Linked DNA regions of Homo sapiens: region 2 is linked to region 1. A link is an interaction called in ENCODE POLR2A ChIA-PET data of the cell type or tissue named here. Cell type or tissue: Panc1. All regions are shown on one strand.

The links. ChIA-PET counts read pairs that join two places held together with the same protein. Peaks named below come from ENCODE experiments on the same cell type or tissue, not always from the same donor. Only the 100,000 strongest peaks of a DNase experiment are listed, where the experiment ranks them.
Region 2: POLR2A ChIA-PET joins it to region 1 with 26 read pairs; 2 of 35 experiments call an interaction of 5 or more read pairs at or near these places.

Annotation. Positions count from the first base shown.
Region 1 is chr17:34,151,359-34,159,358 of GRCh38, forward strand. LOC105371735 (a long non-coding RNA gene) reads left to right here and starts at 4,241. Exons shown (of 4, transcript NR_188344.1): 1 at 4,241-5,344; 2 at 7,685-7,757. It also overlaps a transcript of ASIC2 not described here. RefSeq lists a silencer at 5,269-5,427 and an enhancer at 5,727-6,281. In Panc1, no CTCF peak of the experiment used is centred here; no DNase peak of the experiment used is centred here; H3K27me3 peaks cover 178 bases.
Region 2 is chr17:34,389,063-34,397,062 of GRCh38, forward strand. No RefSeq gene overlaps it. Among named protein-coding and RNA genes, the nearest start is that of CCL1, 30 kb to the left of the region's middle. In Panc1, no CTCF peak of the experiment used is centred here; no DNase peak of the experiment used is centred here; H3K27me3 peaks cover 370 bases.

The DNA.
Region 1 (8,000 bases):
GGCTTTAGGCTATTTTTATCACACTGCACAATAGGTGCTCTATTTGATTGACAAAGGAATAACCATGCATGAAGCACTATGACACACTGCTATAAAAGCTGTGCACAGGGTGCATAGGTCACCCATTCCTGGCGTGGGGAGAGGGGCTGGCACAGGACAAGTGAGCTTCCTAGAGTTGAGTTTGGGAGCATGGGATTCGATGTGGAAGCCAAGATGGTGGGTAAGGAGAGGACGTTTGAGCAGCAGAATTAATATGAAGAGCACAGAGAAAAGTGAAAGCTTAATATATAATGAGAATTGAGAATACCACCAACACAGCAGTTGCCTGTGCTCCAAAGCTGTTGGTGAAGTTATAGTATGGAATAGTGAGCAAACCACTGGACTGAGAGTTGAGTGAGCTCCTGCGGGACACTAAGCAAAGCAAGAGGCCTACCCTGCTCTAGGCACCTGCCACATAGTAGGCCTTCACATATTTTATGGCACTGAGTCAGCACGATAGCTCTAAGTGATAGGTATTATTGTTCCTAATTTAGAGATGAGACAATCAAGGTTAAGAAACTTGTCCAAAAATATACAGCAAATTGGTGGCAGAGTTGGAATTCCAACTCAGATTTCTCCCTAAAACTCACATTCTTCACCTACATGTTCCTAGTATAATAATAATAATTTTTTTAAAAAAGATAGACTAGATTAGCTATGGACCCATTTGGCCTTGTGCAAGAATTCCAAAGATGTGATCTTCCTAAACCTTCACCTCCACCATCTCTATAATGTTAGGTGATGTCAGTTAACAAGATCTACACAATGCCTCTAACAAGATCTCATAGTGGAGAGACCTTTCTTTTGTTAAGGAAAGAAAGAAATGTATTTCCTAAGAAATCTCAAATTTAAAATACAAACACATACAACTATGAAAGTAGGTTAAGTATGAAACTGAAATGTCATTTGTATTTCTGTACTTGGAGTCAGATGACCCCTAACATGATGAGCAGAGAAAAAACATAAAATAACCATGTCCTGGACACAAGCAGTAGGGCCACCACCTGTCAGCAAGAGTTAACTATCGAATCCAACTGTGACCTCCATTCTAAGAAACCCCATCTCAGTCAGGTTGGATGTAAACCCACTGCTCCAAACAGAGAAAGCAGTAGCCACCTCTCCCTCCCTGGTTTCATCTTTCATAGCTTTACTCATCAGGTCTGACTCCTGTGAATAGCCCGACTACTAATATGGAAACCAACCCCACCTTCCATCTTTGTAGCTGGCACAGTGTACACATATATTGCCTCCCAACATCCCTGTGGGTTAGTAAGTCAAATATTACTATCACATGTTAGATGACCAAGTCGAGGCCTAGAGAGGACGCAAGATACAACCAGGGAATAAGAAAGACAATGTTGTAGCTGGGCTTCAAACCTTTGTCTTTCTGCTCTTAATCTTGCACTCACATTATCCAACACCATGGGCAGAGACACAATCCCTCCTCCTTCCTTCCACTCTAGGTCAATGAGGCAACCTCCCTAAGTAGACAATCTGGAATCAAAGCTGTCTTCTGCTTTTCCAGGAGGGAAAAAACGTGTGCTTATCTGAAATCAGATTGTCCTAGTTGAGGGCTAAGAGTGTACTTGCATGAGCATGAAGCACACCTGTTTACATTGTAGTCAGCATCCCACACCTGGCTTCCCTGGGACTTTTACCCTCCGCAGACAGCCTTCTCTCACTCTGCTAGAATCATGGCTCATTCACTAATTAAAGGGTATTACACACTTCATTGCACATCAGCTAAGAGCTTGGAATAAGAAAGCTTATGCTAGAGCATTTGCACTGGAGATGCCACTAGATATGCTTCATAGAAAAAGAAATACAGAGAAAAGCCATCCCCTTGTGACATCCCTTCCCCCATACTTAACTTCTCTAATAAGTCAGCCACCGCACTTAAAGAAAGAAGTCACCTAGCATGGTACAATCCTAGATAGAGCCTCAAAAATAAGCCAACTGGAGAGGGATGCACAGCAGAGAAAATGAATAAGAGAAGGCGGGTCAAGTGGCTTCTCCAACAACCACCTGTCCAGGCTCTCTGCCCTCTTCTGGTATGGCAGCCCAATAAGAAGGATGCTTATATCCCAGGCCAAAAAAAGACAGAGGGACAAAGGATGAGTTGGGAGGAGTACTCCTCACTACAAGGTCTTGAGCAAACTCAGCATCATGTTCCCTCTAGTAAAGGCTCAGCATTGCTGCCCACTGTGCCCAGCTGGGGCCAGAGACCAGCCTCCCTGCTGGAGCCTCGTTGGGCTGTCCTGGAGTAGATGCTTTTTCTGATACTCCCTGAACAACTTGAACAGCAGCACTGAGGCTCACCCCCTTTTCAATGATGGGGAAGGTCACACATAGAGGGCCAGCCTGAGGAATGGACACTCAAATAGATTACTCTTGAACTTGCTGAGGACAGCAGATAATGACATGCCACTGACAGAGTAGTAAATATTATCCATAGGCAATTTCACTATTTGGGAAACATTACAAAGAGGTCAAAAGCTCAGGCGAACTTTAAGGCCTGATCTTAAAGACCTCTTGGGACCTCAGCAAGTAAAAAGATGGTCCAAGTATAAAACAATAGCCTGGGGTCAAAAAACATTTACTTCTAAATGGAACTTAGACATGGATTCAGAAGAAGCCACCAGTTGGACATGCAGTCAGGAGGAAGCTAGAGAACTCAACCCAGAGTCTGCTACTTATTACAGTTTCTCTCTGTGTCACCCTCTGTGTCGTCTGTGTGTTCCATGTGTGTTCAGGCAGACAGAGGAACAGCTGAGTGCATTTCCAAGCTGCACGGTGCAGTGGTGAAGCCGAGCGTTGCCAGGCGCTAGAAAGAACGGGGTGGAATATAGTGATGGCTTCAGCCTCCAAGAATAAGGCATTTTCTCTATCTCTCCTCAAGCCACCTAAGACATCATTTGTGCATGACATGTTTTAGGATCCTGTTTGCTGCATTTAGAAGAGCTTCCAATATTACTGGTCCCTTCTCCCAGCTCAGACTGGCTTCCTCTTTAGCATACACTACTGCCGATTTTGCTGTGCTCTTCCTCACAAGGCTTAAAAGGGATAATACAAAACAGCTCCTCCAAGAAACAGAGTTCTAGCACACAGACTGCGAGAGGCAATGCCCCCGGCACTCTGGGCTTTTTCAGAATCAGAGATAGCCAACAGCAATTACAGAGGCTACAGGCAGAGACTGGTTATGGCATTAAAAGAACCTCAGATCAAGAGGCTGGTGAATCCAAGAGGGGGTAGGGAATGGATGCAGCACAGGAAAGGTAAGCAATGTCTTCATTAGGCAGAGGACCCTAGACAAGTGCTGGATCACAGGTCAGCCCCTTCCCAACTGCTATACCTGCTATTCCCAACTTGCAATTGCATTTTGGCTCAACGTTCTGAGACTCAAAAGCTCTCAATCCTCCCTAAGGCAGCTATGGGGGAAGCAGCCACACTGGACTTCTGGAGGGTCCCACAGCCCCTGATACCCAGACGTGCCTGGCAGCAAACAGTAGTCAGCAGCTGCTGTATGACCTATTATGCCAAGTTATGCCTAGCAGCCCACTAACTGGAGAACCCTGGCAGCAACAGTGCTCCTCTCGTCCTTTCCTCTCTGCCCCTCCAGTAAGCCCCATCCTGAACGTAAGCCACATCCCCCTCCGCTTTTCCTCTTTACTCAGCTCCACACTCCTCCCCCAGGCTTTCCATTCCCACAGCTGTTCGCCCCCTCCCTGCACCCCTCCTCCTGCATCCACGTCGTTAAGTGATTATACAGAGAGAAAACCGAGCCTTTGAGTTTCAAGCCAAAGCTCCCAGACAAGGCAGCCGGGACTGGTTCACCCTCACAGGCATCTCCCTGACCCTCTTGCACACGTGCCTCCGCCCAGACCCTCCTCTCTGCCCAAGCACTCTGAACATCTCTTGGCTTCAACCTGCCAACAGATCAGATGGAGCCCTGGGGTGCCCGGCCTCTCCTCTCCCCACATGGAGCTTAGAATTCACACAAGGAAAGGAAGCAAGGAGACTTCCACACCTCTGCAGCATCACCTGCTCCAGCAAGCTCCCAAAGCCACCGGAGCCAGCCAGACTGCCTGGGCCCCACACCCCCTTCTCTGACGGCTTTAGCTCCAGCCCAGCCCACAGGATGCAGTGCCTGATGCCACTTCCGAGCAGAGAGAGACACACACGCACACGCACACGCACACACACACAGAATGCCACCTCGTCAATGACAAGCTGTTCCAATCACACAGCTCGGACACCAAGCGGACCGGACAACGGACAGCCCAGGCCTCCTCCCTCTGACTGGGAGGAAGCCAACTGAGCACGTCTGGGGAAGTGATCCCCCACCGCAAGCCCCCCACTCACCCTCCATATTTGATCTGACAGCAGTGCTCTATCCTGGCCGGTAGCCTTCCCTGCAACCAGCTCGCACAACTCTGACCAACTACCCTCGTGGCCTTCAGGTGAGGCACTGCTCTCTCTCCTGTCCCAAAGCACAAGGAAACCCCAAACCAAGCAGGAGACCACCGGCGCACCACTTCTCCAGAGGACCAGACAGAGTGAGCTGAAAACCAAGTACTCACTGTGGTGAAGTCTTGGTGGCCGCACTCCTGCCCTTTGAACTTGCAGTAGAGCATCATATCCTTCAGGTCATGGCCCACACGGTGCAGGAACTCCAGCATGCTGAACTGCTTGGGTTTGTAGTGCTTGAAGTTGGCCTTCTGCCGCAGGGCCTCCAGCACGGAGGGGTCAGCCAGATGGGGGTCCGGGATCTGCAGGTTGACATCCAGCAGGGCCAGCAGCTCCCCAGCATGGTACAGGTCATTGGTGGTGAGCCTGGAGAACCGGAAGCCATTCAGGTTACAGAGGGTCACAGCTGGGAAGACCAGGCTTTGAGCCACCACTTCGTCCACCTTAGTGACATGCTGGTAGGAGAAGTAGTAGGACACCCTCTCAGAGCTCTCCACCAGCAGCAGGCCCAGAGAGCCCACGAAGGCCACTGCCCACAGCACACGCCGGATGGTCAGCGGCCCATACACGAAGATGTGGCGGATGCCATGGAGGGTGGAGGTGTTGGCAAAGATCTGGATGCTAGAAGGTTGCAGGCTGCCCTCACTGGGGCTTTCCTTGAGGTCCATCGGGACCCCGTGCAGTTCCGCAACTGGCTTCAGGTTGATCGAATTTCAGAGAAGAGCTCCCAGTCCTCGGGCTCTGCTTAAACCTTGACGTTCAGGGGAGAGAACGCAAGGCAAGCATCGCGCCAGATGCTGTGAGTTTATCCTGAGAGCCCAGCCGCACGCTGACAGGGGTGAGTGTTTATATAAAACCCATTCAAACTCTAGCTCTTGATTTTTTCCAGGCGATAAGGAGGGCTGGTTTTATTTAGGGAGACACCAAGGTGATGTGGAAGAGATGTGGGTGGGAAGGGAGAGCTTAGCCAATGGAAATAAAGTCCTCCCCCCTACACACGCCACTAGAGACAAGATTAAAAGCGAGAGCGAGAGAGAAAATGCTTAAAACAAGTCGCTGAGCAGCTCGGAGCCTGTTAACCAGCGCATAATGCCCCATGTTAACCATCCTGGGGGATGTCAGGGCGGCCACGCTGATGCACTGCGGTCGGGCGCAGCGGCACAGCCTTCAGAGCCGCCGCCGCTCGGTTCCTTTTCCCATGATGTTTTGGACTCCGAATGCCGTTTCTCGCCGCCGGCCTCCGTCCCTCCTCTCCTCCTCCTCCAGGCCCCCTTTTGTGGGCAGAATTCCAAATGCCAGCGGCCGCTGCTAGCACCGGGGAGAGGAGGCAGCGCGCGGCGCGGAGAGGCGAGGACCGGTATCTGGAGACTGGGGACGGAAGCGGGGAGCTCAGACCGGGATCCATTCTCTCCTCGCCTCCTGGGAAAAAAGGGACAACCCCCAGGTCACAAAGCCTGCCTGCTTCCCCCGCCCCAGCTCCCTGTCCCTGCTAGGCTGCCTTGGGGGGAAGGGCAGGGCGGGGGAGAAGGGCTGGTGGGGGCTGGGGACTTTCTCCAAGTTTTCTTTTTAGCCTTTTTTGAAGGTAGCTAGTGGGGGCTTCTTCGAGGGTTGACATGACACCCCGCCCCCCAGGTGGCAGGAAGACAGTGCTAAACTCCTAGGAGCCAGGTGTGAGGTTGGAGGCGGCATTCCTTTGCATCAATGTCAGGGATCCCAGGTTAGACCCAGCCTGGGATCTCCAGAGGGGAGAATGCTAAAAATGCAGAAGGAAGGGGGCGATCCAAACCCACAGTGCCTCTGATGCAGACAGCGAGGGGGCATTCTAGGAGAGCAGCCAGGAGCCCCTCCTGAGACAGAAAAGCCAAGTTGCCCCTGGAGCCTCAGAGAAGGAGCAACAAGTAGTCGCCTCCCCCACCGCCACATAGCTGTCGGGAGAGTCTGTATTTGAAAGAGAAAGGCAACTGGGACTCCAGGTGGGACTGGCTGCATACCATTCCATTTGGGCAGTGTGTGTGTGTGTGTGTGTGTGTGTGTGTGTGTGTGTGTGTGTGTGTATTCTGATCCTGGATTTGTCAGATGGAAGTACATTTGGGCAGTGTGTGTGTGTGTGTGTGTGTGTGTGTGTGTGTGTATTCTGATCCTGGATTTGTCAGATGGAAGTACAGCCGGAACTATAGGTGGGAGCAAAGAATTAGCCTTTCCGCTGCCTACCTCTTTTTTCCTGAAACTCCACTGGCAGTCAGCTCCTGCTAGCAGGTGAGTGTGGCTCGCCCTATTGGCCCATGCCAGAGCTCAAATGGCTAGAACCTACTGAATCAATGGTGCTAAATTCCCATCAGAAGGAAGGGAACAGAAAGTCTGAGTGGCCATCCCAAGCCACACTGCCAAGCTGGGGCAGAGCCACATGGAGTCACCTTGATGAGCCAAGCTCTCATCTTCAGGGCTTTCCAGGCTTAAATCATACTCCTTGGACAATGTTGGAAAAGAAGGCAGCTGAGGGCACGTCCCTCTAGGTTTAGCTCTACTCTGAAATATGTTTTCATTCCATCTGGACCCCTGCTAAACTAGGTCCACTGACAAAAACATCCAGGTGCACTCTGAAGCAACCTGTAGCATTAAATCAGTGGTTTATTGATCCTGGGAGCTCAGAGAACAGAAGCATCACAAGCAAGCACAATGGCAAAGATTGATAAACTTCACATATTCGTTAACCAAGAGGTCCTGGACTCCTAGGATAGGACACAGGTTTTTAAAGCAGGAGGACCAAAATTAACAAAGGTCTACCATGTGTCAGGACCTGTGTGAGGGTGTCATATCATCTTACTTATCCCTCTTAACTATCTTGACAGGTACATGTTCTTGTTATTATCCCTATTGTACAGGTGAGGAAGCTGGGGCTCACAAAAGTAAAGTGCTGTGTCCAAGTTACAGTTAGTGGTGTCAGAGGTGGGACTTGAACTCAGGCATATTTGTCTCCAAAATGCAAGTTGTTAAAGCAGATCCGGAACACTTCTTCCCAAATTTAGGAAAGGAGCAGTCCTTTCTATGCTTTGTCCCTGATTACACACACACACACACACACACACACACACACATCAGTTCCTCACTTGTATTAAACATCTCTATGCCTTTTTTTCTACCACACCACATCTCTGTTGTCCTTTTTTTTTTTCCCCAGCTCCAGGCCCTCTCCTACAGGAAGACTTCCTGGATTAATCTGCTAATCTTCAGCTCATCCACCTGTTTAATAGGTATGTTGGCCTCTAACTCTATACCAGGCACTGTATGGTTTTGGGGAAACAAAAGTAAATGAGATACATGTCCTGCCTTTGATAACTCAAGGATCAGCGGGGGAGGAGGCAGAGAGATAGGTACACACACAAGTCCCTGCTCCATGGTGTGGATAGCGAGAGAAGCAACATGGCTCATGGGTTCCTGGGATTAGCACTGCCCAGCTGGAAATCATGCTGCTCCATATCTGTTCATGTTCCTTC
Region 2 (8,000 bases), 240 kb after region 1:
AGGGAGAGGGGAAGGAGCATGGGAGAAGATGCAGATACCCAGAAAGATCCAAACCTCTACCGCAAAGTCAAGGTAGACATTTCCCCAGCCCCGGGGAGTGAGCCTGATATGCATGGAGCAAAGGTAAATGGGGAGGCTATCAGGCTGGGGTCTCTGTCCTTTTCTTTGTCACCCTCTGCTCAAGGCAGCCACTAGGGAGCTGACTGGCCACAGGGACTTTCTTGCCATGTAATCCTGGGGAAAGCTGCTCACCCACTTTGTTCCTTCTCTTTTTGTTGTCCACACTAGGAGACAGTGATTCTCGCCAAGCTCCTGTGTGGGCAGGATGAGAACGAGGAGGAATAAACCACTCAGAAGGAAAGAGATGGAAGATCACATAAATAACCACCCAGTGGGGCATTCAACAGTATCTCCCTGGCTGAGGGGTGGGGGTAAGGGCACATCACAGGAAGGTGTGACAGAGGAGGACCAAACCACAGAGACGAAAATTAGCAACAAGGCTGGGAAGGGAAACCCTTGTGGGTAAAACTTTGCCTCCACCTCAGCAGCATACATGGGGAGGCAGAGCTGCTGTAGGGCAAAGTGGGTGTGGGTGGCGGTTCCTCAGCCCCCTGCTCTCTCCCAGCTTCCATCTGGTCTGCGTGAAACCAGAATGGAATTGGAGGGCATGAAAGATTTGGGATAATAGACCATTTGTGTCTTTCCTAGCTGTATGGCTATAAGCAAGACCTCACCTTCTTGAGCTTTCATTTTCTCATCTCTGAGATGGAAAGGTGATATCTACCTTACTGAGTAGTTGGGAGGAGAAAATACAGCTGTAAGAATAGTAACTACTGTTACATGCTGGGGTGCATGCAATTTCATTAAACTTTCACGACAACTCTATCCAATGAATGTTTTCATATCCATTTACAGAGAAGGAGACAGACTCAGAGAAGTTAAGTGATTTTCCTATGACAAACAGCTGATAAACAGCAGGATTAATGTCAGGCCCAAGGGTTGTCAGACTTCATCCACACGTTGGAGCCTGACATAACGTAACTGATAAATAATGATTCATTCACCCCTCCAAAATCCCTTCCCTGGTTCCTACTCCATTCCCAGTGGCTGCCTGTGGCTGGGCTCACTCCTCGGTCTTGGTCCAGGACTGTGGTTTCTGTGCAGGCTGCCAGTGAAGAAGTCTAGGCCTGTGATCCACTTACTCCTGATATCACCTCTCCCTGGAAGTGGCTCCTCAATTTGACCCCACACGCTGATGACAAATACTTAGGGAGGTGATCTAGCAGGAGGAGGTCTAGTGATACAGGATGCATTCATATCTATGATCTTGAGCCCAGGCTGCCTTCATGTAGCTTCTTTTGTCTGCTGCTGTACAGAGGTGGGAGATCATGAACCCAAAAAGGAGACAGTTGAAGGTGTGGAACCCAATGCTGCATCAGGAGAGTTCATTGCAAAGATCACTCGTGACCTAATCCTCCCCTGAAGAAAACAAGCAGCCACTGGTCTTTACCCTTGAAGTCTCTCTGCTTTCCCTGACAGGATATTGCAAGAATGCTTTGGGATGGAGGGACGAAGGGTGATGGGCTTTCACCAAGCCCCTGCTGTCTGCCAGGGGTTACAATAGGAACTTGACGTGAGTCTCTTCATTGAGGTGCCTCAGCAGTCCTGAAGGACAGGCATGGTATATTCTTAAAAGAAAGCACTCAGGCTCAAGGAAGTTTGTCAAAGTGCCAAAAGCCACCTAGCTGGTAAGGGTCATCAAGGCCCGTCTGACTTCATGTCCACGCTCTTTCCTTTCCACCAGGGCCCCAGTGGATCCGCCTGGTTACCATGGGAGACCAGTGCTTCAGACCAGCCATGCCAAGGTAGGTGGACCTTGCTTGGTGATGTTCTTCATTGTAGACCTTCCTGCAGATTTCAGTCTCCTTTTCATCTTGAGCCCCAACATGACTGTATCCACAGATCACCTATCTGACATGTTTCCTGAGCACTCACTCATTACGCCCAAGGCCCTGTTCTAGAAGCTGGGCAAGGTTATAACATGAAGACTGAGAATCTGTCTTCAGAGAATTTAGCAGAGAAGAAAGATCTAAGGAAAATGGGACCATAGTGCCAGGGGGGTACGAGTGAAATGCCTTGAGCAATTGAGGGGACAGACAGATCACCACCTCTCTGGTGGGAAGGGAATAGCCAAAGAGGTACAGGTCAAGCCAAGCATCTGATTGATAGCTTAGTGTTCAGAGTTGGAAGGGATCTCAAAGGTTTTCTGACCCAAACCTCTCATTTTCTACATGAGAAAACGGAGGCCCAGAGGGGAGGGTCATTTGCATAAAGCCACATGACATATGGTCAGCATCAAAGCCAGGTGAGGACCAGGTTCCCTGACTCAGCACTACCTTTGTTCCTCATATGCCCCCAAGCAAGGCTGACAGGTAATCTAGCAAGTGGAGCCCGGTGCAAATCCACTGCCATAACTGTAAGAACTCAGCATGCTTAACATGCCAGCCTTCTGTATCAACTAAAATTGGATTCAGCTGCACAAAGAAACCCAAAACAATCCTAGCTTAAGCATGAGAGGAGTTTTTAATCTCTCAGATAAAAGTCCACAGGCCTGAGGTCCAGGCTGGTTCTGCAAAGTTGTTAAGGACCAGGCTCCTTCTAGCAGCTTCTCTCTGCCCCAGTGTATGGCCCCCATCCAACAACCCAAGCTGAGGGCACCTGCACTCCAGGCAGCAGGGGCAAGATGAGGAAGAGGGGCGATGGGGGCATACCCTGCCTTTCTACTAGGGTTGCTGAAGGCCATCACAGGACACATCCCTTTCCAGCCTAGAAGTTAGAGCCTTGCTGGATGGGAGGCTAGAAAATGTGGTTTTTATTCGGGGTGGCCATGATCCCAGTCAAAATTTCTGTTACAATCGAAGAAAGGAAGAATGGCTATTTGCCTTCGGTTTTCACTTCTAAGTTTGCTTTCTGTATCCTGCCTCTTTCAACCTCTCCTTCCCCAGGTCTAGATACCCTGGGTAGCCCCTGCCTTGGTATTCATTGCCTTATCAACAGTTTGAGGTGTGGTCACCTCCCTGCCCTACTCCTGCACCTTATTCAGCCCAGCAACAGTTGCATTCTCTCGTCGGCCACAGAGGCCACTTGGAATGGGCAGGGCCGCTGCTGGGCTTGGGGACAACGAGCCTGAGCTCTAATTGACATAGCTCATCACTCACTCTGTGCCCTTCACCTAATTACACCCTCTCTCTGAGCCAGGAGAGAGAGAGAGTGTGTGTACATTTCATATCCACAGAAAGACAAAATGAAATGAAAGGGAAAACATCCCAAAATGTATCCTACAGATAGGCCCGTAAGTAAGATATACTGTAGCATCTTTGAATACTCAAGAAAACTTTTATAATGACAAAATATTGGAAACAAGCTAAATAGCCATTAACTGAAAACTAGTTACTTATATGTTAGCTCTATATAATAGAATATTTTGCAACTATTTAGAAAAATAAAGCCACTTTATGTGTGCTTATATGGAACAATATTCAAAATACATAAAGTACTAATGGAAAAGGATGGAACTGCATGCATGGTATATAACCTTTAGGTGAAATCATATTCACTCAAATGTGTGTGTGAGTGTGTGTGTGTGTGTGTGTAAACTTCCTCTGGAAGGATACGTGAGAAAGTGTCTCTAAGAAGAGGGACTGGTGTCGAGGGACAAAGAGAGACTTGCTTTTCAGTACATGAAATTTTTGAATTGTACACCAGGAGACATCTAAAATAAAATATAAGAAAGGAAAGGGAAACATCGAGTAATAATTATTTAATCTTTGACCCAGAGACAATTTTCTTCTAGACCTTACATGTCCCTTTAGAAAAAGCAAGACACTGGGTAAACCAGCTGAACCCCCATCTGGTTCAGCTCTATCCAAGGTCATTGTCACCACTGCCTTCCCTGGAGTCTATGACCCCTCTCCTTCTGACACGGCCCTTGGAGGAAGAGATTTCAGTGCTGAGAAAGAGAAAAGAACCAGACAAGGAGGTTTGGAGTCTTGCTATGTTGAGCTTCTCTCAGGGAACCCCTGCCTGTCCAGCCCACTGTTCCTCTTATGGGGTGAAGGGGATTGAGCAGGATGCTTGTATTGCAAGGGACAAAAAATTTCTAAGTTGACCTAGCCTAAACCACTGACCTAGTTCATCAGCCCATATAGCCCAATTTATTGCCTCAATGCAATAGAAAACTCAAGAAAGGAGTAGAACTGAATCTGGGGGGCACTGGAACAGGGACCTCACAGCCTGTCAGAGCTGCCCTGCCCCCATAGGTCTAATGTCCTCTTCATGGGGCCTTGATTCTTTCCTCCAATGGCAGCCTTCACACCAGCAGCTCTGGGCTCATGGCCAAAAGCTCAGGCACTTGAGAAAAAAAGAGTCACTTTCTCCCATCTCCAGTTAGAAAACCCCCAGGGAATGACAGTCACTGGCCTGGCAGGAGTCAGATACCCACTTCTGCATCAATCAGTGTGACTAGAGGAGCAGGCTTCTATTTCAGGTCCAGCAAGCGCACATCTCCCCATCCATCCCAGCTTACAGGAAGTGTCACTTCCTCCGAGAAGCCTTCCCAAATGCCCCCGATTAAACCCTCATTGCACTGTTTTCTCCCTCACTGCACTTGTCTGAGCTCCAGTTTCATTCATGTGTCTGTGATTATTTATTTGATTAGTGTCTGTCTCCTCCCCTAAATACAAGCTCCGTGAGAGCAAGGACCAGTCTGGATTTGCCCTTCTTGAATACATAGCCCTTTGCATGGGTCTGGCACACGGTGGCAGAAAGTGGAAATAGGGGGTTTGAAAAACATAATGACAAATATGCTGTGGCTGCTTTAGGCCTGGCTGCATTTCTCTGTTGACTGTGGCAGCCCTTATTTTCTCCTTAGAAAACAAGCCCCCTGAAGTTCTTCTGGCAATATCCATCCTCCCACAAACAGGCTTGGGCCTGGTACCTAGTTATTTGTTCAACAGGTATGGATTGAACACCACTATGTGCCTTATGCTTTTCTGGGGTGGGATATGTCAATGAGGGACATAGAGAGAAATTCCTTCCTGGTTTGGGGAGACTGAAAAGAGACAAATGAATTCAGGAAGGTTGGAGAGAGGGATGCAATTTGGAAGTGGATAGTCAGGGAAGGCCTCACCAGAAAGTGACATGTAAGCAATTCTTTTTTGTTTTCAGACAGAGTCTCACTCTGTTGCCCAGGTGGGTGGAGTGCAGTGGTGCCTTCTCAGTTCACTGCAACCTCTGTCTCCCGGGTTCAAGCAATTCTCCTGCCTCAGCCTCCCAAGTAGCTGGGATTACAGGCAGGCACCACCATGCTCAGCTGATTTTTGTATTTTTAGGAGAAACGGGGTTTCTCCATGTTGGCCAGGCTGGTCTCAAACTCCTGACCTCAAGTGATCTACTCGCCTCAGCCTCCCAAAGTACTGGGATTACAGGCTTGAGCCACCACACCCAGCCAACACATAAGCAGTTTTGAAGGCAATAAGGGAGTTAACCATGCAGCCATCCAGGGAAGAAGAGGTCCAGGAGAAAAAACAGCCAATGCAAAGCCCCTGTGCAGATGCACTCCTGAAAGAACAACAAGGAGGCCAGTGTGCCTGGAGGGAAGGAGAGGAAGAGTCCAGGGTTAACATCAAGGAGGAAGTAACAATCAGTTATCTGCAGAGACTAAGATGCCATTGTAAAGACTCTGGCTTTGACTCTAAGTCAGTTAACCCCTGGAGAAGTTTTCAACAAAGGACTGACATGATGTAAGTTGTGTCTTAACAGGAGTCATCTGGCTGTTGGGGGGTAAAGGACAGAAGCAAGGAGATCAGTTAGGAGGAGATGGCATAAGCCAAATGAGAGATGATAATGCCTCGAGCCAACATGTGAGAGGGTTGGATATACTGTGATGTCAGAGTCCAGAGGATTTGCAGGTGCCCTGGAGTTGGCAATAGAGAAATAGAAGATCCAAGGGTAACTCCAAGGATTAGTTTTTAGCTGAACAACTCAAAAAATGAACTTACCATGAACTGAAATAAGCAAGAATACAGGAAGAACAGATTTGATGGAGGGTGAGGAGAATGGCAAGGGGTTATCAGTTTGGTTTTGGCCATGCTATGCTCATAATTCCTCTTAGACACCCAAGGGAAAATATTAAGCTTGATATACAGGTAGATGAGGGTATCTGGAGTTTGTGAGCAATAATGTTTGAGAGCCATTAGGTTTAACCACATGAAAATATCAACATCCAACCATTTTGACCTACAAAATGGTAATCTCTTATGGTTTAACCTACAGATGGTTATTAAAGCCATACCACTGGGCCTGATCAACAGGGCTCGGACATAGGTGAAGAAGACATAAGGTCTATTGACTGAGACCTGGCATACTCCATTGTTAAAATGTCAGGAAGATGAGGAGAAACCAAGAAAAGACACTGAGAAGGAACCATGGTGGGGAGGTGGTGGTGGCATGATAGAAAAACCAGGAGAATATGGTGTCCTGGAAGTCAAGGGAAGAAAATATTTCAGAAAGGAAGGAGTGATCAACATAGTCAAATGTTTTGCATAACTCAAGGAGAATGAAAATTGAGAATTGACCACTGGTTTTAGCATTGGTCCCTGGGGGACTGGGTAAAAATTATCTGAGTGGATTCAAGAGAAAATGGAAGAAAAAAATTGGAGGCAGCAAATATAGACAACCGTTTACAGCTTACTTTTTTTTAATACCTGAAAGGACTGTTATATTTGAGTCTTTGAAGATAGGCAAAGGACTGAGAATAGAGTATTTGCAATCACACACTTTAGAGTAAAATTCTAATAAGTAACTCCCAATTCCTCCTCCCCAGCAACTAGTGAATCTCTTAGCTAAGGAAATTATTTCTATGTGTTGAGCCCATTCAGGACCTGCTGAAACTTGACTCAAGCTATTCTGATCCCATACTAGTCTGAGATGAGAAGATTCACTTCCACATGTCAATATGTTTAATATTAATTACAAAGAACTATCAGACTCTCAGTGTGCAATTGTTCAGTTTTAATTTTAAGCAGAGTCTTACTCCCTGTGTTTCTCAAGAGGGTTGCTCTCTCCAGGATGCCTGCAAAACACCAGCCTCTGGTTGCTGTTATCTAGAAAGGCTTCACTCTCTGGCCCTATGGCTTCCTCTGGGAGCTTATTAATGACACCAAGACATGAACCCAGGTCTTCAGACTTCAAGCACCATGGCCTTTCCACGGTGCAACACTGGCTTTTGATGCTTTATTTGAGATCTTTGGGGAGATAGCACCTGCAATTTAATTGATTTTTTTATACAGTTCTCTGTGTACCAACCCTGACTCCCCTCCAGAGTGTACAGATAAATCATAGCAGATAGAAGGTTAAAATGAAATTTTTACAACCGTAAAAAATGGGAAATATTTAAACCATCTTATCTCAGAAGAACCCAGGACTGAATCGCCCCAAACACACGTGGTCCACAAGAATCTGTTAGATCCTAAGATCTAGTACCAAAAATACTGACAATTTGGGCAAATAAATTTATATTGTCAGCGGTAGAATGTCCAGGCTGATAAAGTACACATGTCTTCAGTATCAGAGCTATTTGTTGGCTTGAGTTTTTTTAAAGGTCATTGTTGAAAGGGTAGCCCCCTGTGGGAAAGAATGCATGAGAATTGTGTTGAATTTTTAAAGCCTGTGGCATTTAGGCCTTAAATGATATTTGAAAGTACTCTCTCTCTGTCTGTCTCTGTATTTGTCCTTTTCTCTCTTCTCTTTCTCTCTTTCCCTCCCCCAGGTAATTTATAGGAAAAAAAAGAGAGTATTTAAATAATATATGTTTTCTTATTTTGCAAGATATTAAACTTTTTAAATTACACATAACCTTGAGATTTAAAAAATTCACTTTGCAGCTGTCCTTGAAGGGTTTGTTGCTTTGTGATCCAGGGTGAGAGACAGTTCTAACTCAA